Regions from separate parts of the Homo sapiens genome. Here region 2 is linked to region 1. Evidence: read pairs that join two places in POLR2A ChIA-PET (ENCODE). Cell type or tissue: PC-9. All regions are shown on one strand.

The links. ChIA-PET counts read pairs that join two places held together with the same protein. Peaks named below come from ENCODE experiments on the same cell type or tissue, not always from the same donor. Only the 100,000 strongest peaks of a DNase experiment are listed, where the experiment ranks them.
Region 2: POLR2A ChIA-PET joins it to region 1 with 9 read pairs; 2 of 35 experiments call an interaction of 5 or more read pairs at or near these places.

What each region holds. Positions count from the first base shown.
Region 1 is chr10:5,866,794-5,870,793 of GRCh38, forward strand. The region is part of intron 7 of ANKRD16 (ankyrin repeat domain 16); the gene reads right to left. Among named protein-coding and RNA genes, the nearest start is that of TRV-TAC3-1, 15 kb to the left of the region's middle. In PC-9, no CTCF peak of the experiment used is centred here; no DNase peak of the experiment used is centred here; H3K27ac peaks cover 365 bases.
Region 2 is chr10:5,459,430-5,463,429 of GRCh38, forward strand. No RefSeq gene overlaps it. Among named protein-coding and RNA genes, the nearest start is that of CALML5, 38 kb to the right of the region's middle. In PC-9, no CTCF peak of the experiment used is centred here; no DNase peak of the experiment used is centred here.

The sequences.
Region 1 (4,000 bases):
GAGGAAGAGACAGAGACAAAGGAGTCAAAGAGGGAGACAGAGAGAGGAAGAGACAGAGAGGCTGAAAGTCAAAGAGAGAAGGAGAGAGAGGAAGAGACAGACAAAGAAGAGTCAGAGAGAGAGAAACAGAAAGTCAAAGAAAGAGAGGGAGAGACAAAGAGGGAGTCAGAAGGAGAGAGAAAGACAAAGAAGAAGTCAAAGAGAAAGAAAGAGAGATGGAAATAGTAAAGAAAAAACAGTGTACCCTATTCCTTTAAAAGCCAGGGTAAATTTAAAACCTATAATTGATAATTGAAGGTCTTCTCTGTTACCCTATAACACTCCAATACCACCTTGTTATCAGTGTAAGCAAGGGCGTAGCCTGAAAGTACTGAGGCCACTGACAACCCATAGCCTTCCTATCAAAAATCCTTAACCCAGCAGGTTTCCTAACAGGGGATCTAACTCTTAACTAATTACCATACAAAGGTCCAACCAGACCTAGGAGGAACTCCTTCAGGACAGGACCATAGATGGTTCCTCCCCGGAGATTAAGGAAAAAAGACACAATGGGTATTCAGTAAGTGATAAGGAAACTCTTGAAGAAACAGAGTTAGGAAAATTGCCTAATAATTGGTCTGCTCAAACCTGCGAGCTATTGGCACTCAGCCAAACTTTAAAGTACTTACAGAATCAGGAAGAAGCCATCTATACCATTTCTAAGATAATATGGACTGAACGAGGTTTTATTAATAGCAAAGAAAAATTAAAATCCCAAACTTATAAGGTTTTCAACAAAAGTAAAGTTTGCTAAAATTTAACAGTGTAACATGTATTATCCTAACCTCTAATCTTATGGAAATCAGACCCTATCAGCGCCCCTCAAAGCTCAAGTCCATCAGTGCAGAGCCATCCACTAATACCCCTACTTATAGGGTTAGGAATGGCCACTGCTACAGGAACCGGAATAGCCAGTTTATCTACTTCATTATCCTACTACCACACACTCTCAAAGGATTTCTCAGACAGCTTGCAAGAAATAACAAAATCTATCCAGTAAGGATAGTAACTACGATCCCAAATAGACTCTTTGGCAGCAGCGACTCTCCAAAACTGCCGAGGCTTGGACCTCCTCACTGCTGAGAAAGGAGGACTTTGCACCTTCTTAGGGGAAGAGTGTTGCTTTTACACTAACCAGGCAGGGATAGTACGAGATGCCGCCTGGCGTTTACAGGAAAAGGCTTCTGAAATCAGACAACGCCTTTCAAACTCTTATACCAACCTCTGGAGTTGGGTGACATGACTTCTCCCCTTTCTAGGTCCCGTGACATCCATCTTGCTATTACTCACCTTTGGGCCCTGTATTTTTAACCTCTTTGTCAAATTTGTTTCCTCTAGGATCGAGGCCATCAAGCTACAGATGGTCTTACAAATGGAACCCCAAATGAGCTCAACTAACTTCTACTGAGGACCCCTGGACCAAACTGCTGGCCCTTTGACTGGCCTAAAGAGTTCCCCTCTAGAGGACACTACAACTGCAGGGACCCTTCTTTGCCCCTATCCAGCAGGAAGTAGCTAGAATGGTCATCACCCAATTCCCAGTAGCAGTTGGGGTGTTCCGTTTAGAGGGTGGGTTGAGAGGTGAAGCCAGCTGGATTTCCTGGATCAAGTGGGGACTTGGAGAACTTTTCTGTCTAGCTAAAGGACTGTAAATGCACCAATCAGCACTCTATAAAAATGCACCAATCAGCGCTCTGTGTCTAGCTAAAGGATTGTAAACACACCAATCAGCACTCTGTAAAATGGACCAATCAGCAGGATGTGGGTGGGGACAAGTAAGGGAATAAAAGCTGGCCACCCCCAGCCAGCAGCGGCAACCCACTCGGGTCCCCTTCCACGCTGTGGAAGCTTTGTTCTTTTGCTCTTCATAACAAATCTTGCTGCTACTCACTCTTTGGGCCCACGCCACCCTTAAGAGCTGTAACATTCACTGCGAGGGTCTGCGGCTTCATTCCTTAAGTCAGCAAGACCACGAACCCACCAGGAGGAACAAACAACTCTGAATGTACCATCTTTAAGATCATAACACTCACCGCAAGGTCTGTGGCTTCATTCTTGAAGTCAGCAAGACCAAGAACCCACCAGAAGGAATAAATTCTGGACACAATACCACAAAAAGACAAAGAAAGCAAAGGTGCGGGAAGAAACTTTTGGACAAGTTTGTCCAACCTGTGGCCCAGGTGGCTTTGAATGTGGCCCAACACAAATTTGTAAATTTTCTTAAAACATTGAGATGTTTTGCGATTTTTTTTTTTAAAGCTCATCAGCTATCTTTAGTGATAGTGTAGTTTATGTGTGGCCCAAGACAATCATTCTTCTTCCAATGTGGCCCAAGGGAGACAAAAGATTAGATACCCTGCTTTTGGAGGCGAGGGATGTGTTTATTGCCTTGGCCGTGGTGATAGTTTCCTGGGAGCACAAATATGTCTGAATTAATCAAACTGTATATATCAAGGATGTGCAGCTTTGTGTACCAATTATACCTCAGTAAAACCATTACAAAAAGGAAAAGAACAAAGGAAATGCAAATTCCTAGAGTCCACCCTGGACCTACAGGCCCAGCTCTCTGGGGCTGCCCAGCCACCTGTGTCCAGCAAGGTGGGGGCCTGAGAAGCACTGCCCAGGCCTTTGCTCCCCTAATGGACTATTTCACCCTTCCCTAACTCGTCAGACCTCCCATACCACATCCTCACTCTCAGCTGATCACCTGCTTTCCTATTTCACTGAGAAGTCGAAGCACCTAGAAGACAGCTTGGTGTTTCCCAGCACCAAGGGCCCCAGCTCCTGCTCAGCACCCTTCTGCTCAGCTTTCCCTCTTGAGGCTGGGGAGGAACCGGCAGGGTGAACGCGAGTATTTCTCCTCATGCACAAGAAGCTACTCAATGCAGCAGCTATGGCCGCCCCTGGGAACTAGCTGGAAGCAGCTGGGGGTTGCTGGGGGGAGGGGTGGGTGGGTGGGAATCTGCATCTTTAATAGTTTCTAATTTCAACTTTTATTTTAAATACAGGGGGTACATGTGCAGGTTTGTTACCTGGGTATATCGCGTGATGCTGAGGTCTGCAGTAAGGATCGCATCACTTAGCATGGTATCCAGTAGGTAGTTTTTTTGACTGGCCCCCGCACCCCTGGACTCTCTCCCTCTGAGAATCTGCATTTTTCTTTTTTTCAGGATCCCTAGGTTTGAAGGAATCTGCATTTTAACAAGACTCTAGTTGCTTCGTACAGACATTAGACTCATTCCTCCTCCTCACTTTCTGTTGGACCATTCTCTCAGCAATCTGTAAACTGTAATCTGCTCCATTAAAAAAACCAAAACATCGATCCACATCCCTCTCCACTGCTTCATTTGCAAGCTCCAGGTTCTGCCTTCCCATTCTCTCTCAAACCTGCTCTGATCTTTGTCCAGCTCCTCACCGACCCCTTCACGGAGGCCCCCAGTGCACCTGCGCAGTGAGGTCAGCTTCGCAGGGGCCCCCAGTGCACCCGCACAGTGAGGTCAGCGTTGGCTCTTGGCCTCTCTTCCCTGCGACTCTGCCCGGGCACCAGCCAGTCCTCATTCCCTCCCTACTGCTTTTTTTTTTTTTTTTTGAAACAGGGTTTTGCTCTGTCACCCAGGCTGGAATACAAAAGTGCAATCATAGCTCACTGCAGCCTTGACCTCCTGGGCTCAAGGAATTCTCCCACCTCAGCTTCCTTGGTAGCTGGGACTACAGGCACACCACGCCCAGCTAATTTTTTGTATTTTTTGTAGAGGCAGGGTCTCACCATGTTGTCCAGGCTGGTCTCAAGCCATCTGCCCGCCTTGGCCTCCCAAAGTGTTGGGATTACAGGCGTGAGCCACGTGCCTGGCCATTGCTATTTTTAAAATGTTGTTTCAATTACCCCCAGGGTGTCACTCCCCTTCAGGATGCTTTGGGCCTTCCAGAGTAGGAAGAGTAACAAGAGACCTGGTTCACCTGT
Region 2 (4,000 bases), 410 kb before region 1:
TCTAATTTCCCTGCCTTTTTACCTTTCTCCAGTGGGTGTGCTTACATATTTTCAGCAAAGAATAGTCTCTGCCCTGAAAATCTTCTTAAACTTCATGGTCCGTCTCAGGATGTGTGTATGCACAGTGGTAAGGGAAACCAGGTCATCTTATTAGCCATCCGTGGATCACAGGTAAATCACCCTGGGATCTATCAGGACACAACTGACCCATCAGATGTGTTCAGCGACTTTTGTGGTAGCTGGGTCTACTTTGTATTTAATGCTTTTCTCAGTATGCAGACAGCATGATATTTGTTTCAAATATATATGGCTATAATGCTAGTAATTAATTTTACAAGCATCAGAAAATGCCTAGTTAAGGCCCCCATCTGTAAATGTTGATGACAGAGGCAGAAAGACCTAAAGTGGCAATGTTACAGTTTGCCTTCATCATATTCCTCACTTGAAATTCCTGCCTGTCGCTAGAGCTGAAACTGGCTAAGAAGTATACACTTAGGAGTCCTAGGGGTTCAAAGTAGATGATATCTCAGCCTTCAAATGGGCTTTTTTCTTCTTTTTTTTTTTTTTTTGAGATGGAGTTTTGCTTTTGTTTACCAGGCTGCAGTGCAATGGCGCAAACTCAGCTCACTGCAACCTCTGCCTCCTGGGTTCAACTGATGCTCCTGCCTCAGCCTCCCAAGTAGCTGAAATTACAGACACGTGCCACCACGCCTGGGTAATTTTGTATTTTCAGTAGAGACAGGGTTTCACCATGTTGGCCAGGCTGGTCTTGAACTCCTGACCTTAGGTGATAAGCCCACCTCTGCCTCCCAAAGTGCTGAGATTACAGGCATGAGCCATTGTGCCCAGCCCAAATGGGCTTTCTAAAATTGGCATGAGAGAACACTGATGAAAGAGTAATACCCCTTTGTCCACGGAATCTAACTCCGGTGCGAGGAATGTCCTCAAGAATAAATCTCCCTAGACCCAGAGAAGTTTTCATTTTGTCTGCACTCAGCAATCCCCAGGACCAACTGCAAGACCAAAGACTTCTCCCGGAGGGACGGTTATTCGAGTCCAGTGGTACTTACGCTTACAGCATGCATATTTGAGGTTCTAATGACAGCCAGGACCCTCTCCCCAGGAAAATGTATGTACATCCACATCCACATGACTTTGGAACTTCAGGGATATTCCCCAGACCACCCTGTGGATGCCAAGTTGAGATCCTCTTGTCTGTCCTGACAGGACTCCAGGGAACCTGCCGGGGAACACGGATTCACTTTGTTCCTGTGGGTTCTCCGTGCACTGACATCACGTTTGTTATATAAAGAAGAGTCAAAAACATCAACCTTTCACACTTCTCGCTGGTCTGCTAAGTCACACTTGTGACACATTCGACCGTGCTGAATATGTTTCTTTGGGATAATATAAAAGTATCAAGTATGCTTTTGTAAAGTACTTTCAATCTGATACCACATAGCCTTAGCTTCAGAATACTTCTCTCTTCTAAGACCTGTTCAGTCAAGAAATGTGCCTGTTTTCTTAGAAGGTGGGCTGCTTGTGAGACGGATGGATGCAGACTTGAGTGAAAGCAGGTGCCTTTCCTAAGCCTGGAATGACACGGTCCTGTACAGAGACGCACAGGTGTCTCATGACGAGTGGGGCATTAATTTAAAAGTGCTTGAGACAATTAGAGCTCATTAGGATAATAACTACCATGGATTGAAACATCAGACACATTTAAGCCCATAGCTACATAATGATTCTTCACAAAATAAAAACTTTGATTTCCTTTGGAGTATCTCAGGGAACGAATGTAGGGCTTTGAAAACTGTAAATAAAGGAAAAGAATCAGGCATTTATCCTCCTATTTCATCTGCAGACTATCAGAGCAACCAAATAGCTAACAAAGGGGAGATTGTCTGTGGAGCAGCAGCCCAGCTAATAAATGAAGGAATGGTAGTGTCGCCATCTCATAGCCCTGATGCATTGAAGGATCATCAAAGGCACAGAACACACAAGCCACTAACTCCCGAGGGACCCGCATCCCAGCTAAGGCCTGCCAAGGTCACACATGAATCTGATCTCCAGGAAACTAAGACAAGTAGAATTTCTTCAATGAAATAGAAACCAGAAAAAGGAGAGATGGAGGGGAATCTATGACCTAAGAGACAATTGCAATGCATCGCCCTCATTTAGAGCTAAATCAAACTTTTTAAATAAGAAAATATCCAGCACTGAGTGTATGTTTAAAGTCAAGCAGTTACTGTTAGATTTTCGTGTTTAACAATAGCACTGTGATCAGAGTCATAGAGGCATTTACTGAAATGTTTATGGGTAAAATTGAACGACAATTGGGATTTTCTTTGAAATTACGAGGCAGGAGAATGGTTGGGACAAAAATGAAACAAGATTGGCCATAAGTTGGGAATCACTGAAGCTGGATCAGACACACAGGAAATTCATCATACTCTTTACACACATTTGTGTGTATATTGGAGATTCTTTACTAAAAAAGCAGAAGTTAAAAAGAAAGTGTGGTGGCACATGTAGCCCCAGCTACTCGGGAGACTTGAGATGGGAGGATCGCTTGAGCCCAGGAGTTTGAGGCTGCAGTGAGCCATGACCCTGCCTGTGACTAGCACTACACTAAGCCTGGGCGACACGCGAAGAAACCACCGCTTTAAAAAACGAAAAGGAAGAAAAGAACTTGTGGAATTCCAGTTATCTATAATGCTTCCAGCTCCTCAGCCTCTTAACTCTCGCCAAACCCTCAGCCTTTGCTTTTCAAAATACTGCATTTGCTATCTACTGTCTCACAGAAACGCAGACCTTTTGCCTGAATTTCACACTTGCTGTTCTCTCCATTACAACTTGGCAGTCATATTAGGCTAATCTGGATTCTGGCTTCATTAATACAGCCCCTTTCCTCCCTCTCCTCTCCTCCTTGTATCTCTCTACCATGATTTGTTTCCTTTGCCAACACCTTTTTCTCTGCCACACAAACGTGGCTGCCACACTCCGTGTGAGCTGAGGCAATGAGAAGACACTGAGGAAGCTCCTCGGCCCCCCAGGAAGCAATCCACCCAGCCTGGCCCTGAGAATTTCACCAACGGCCAGTGCACTAGCTGCATTACCGTCTTCTAAGAAAGGAGATAGCGTTACAATACCTGGAAATGTTTGCTGTTGAGTAGACTGGAAAGTAAGGCAAAATTAGCTAGATTCAGAGGAATCTGATAATCTCCCATAGAATCGACATTGCTCAACAGCTGCTGCTGGGGGCGGGTGGGATAGCCTTTTGTTTTCCTCTTTCACTGGGCAGGACAAGCAGGGACAGATCTATCAAGTTAGACCTGGAAACCCACATGGATCACTTAGTCTGATCCCCTTTGCCAGCTGAGGAACCTGAAATCTACAAACATCAAGTGAATTGCCCAAGATCAGGCAGCTGGCTTGTGGCAAAGCTGAGATTAAATGCATCTGAGTGCCCCTGTATTTGTTGTTCTTCCTTCCCTCCTTCACCTTGTCCCACCAGGCACCGGCTTTTCCTCTCCCGTCCAGCCTGCCCTCCCTCCAGCCTGAGATGTGGTCCCCCTGCCCCATTCTACCCTACCCCAAACTCCCAGGCCATGCTCTAAATGCTGGGCTCAGTGGTGCCCTCCCAGGGCAAAGCAGCTCTTTACCATGCATGCTCCCCACCTCCGATTCTCCCCCAAGTACCAGTATCCAGGGTCGGCCTCCTAAACCTGCACCCCTTCCCCCTCCATCATCAGCTCACACAACTGCACTCGTGCCCAGACGTCCCTGCTCCCTTTGCACGCTGACTCCCCAGCTTTCTCTAGGCCACCCCCACCCCCACCTTCCTCTAAGCCACCCTCAACCCCAGCTCCCATCTCCAGCAGCCGGCAGCTTCCAGGAGTAATTCATCAGATTCAACCTCGGCAGCACCTGGAACACCTCCTCCGCTCTTGGGTACCAGCACACTCTCCTCATCTCCTACCGCCCTCGCCTCTTCTCC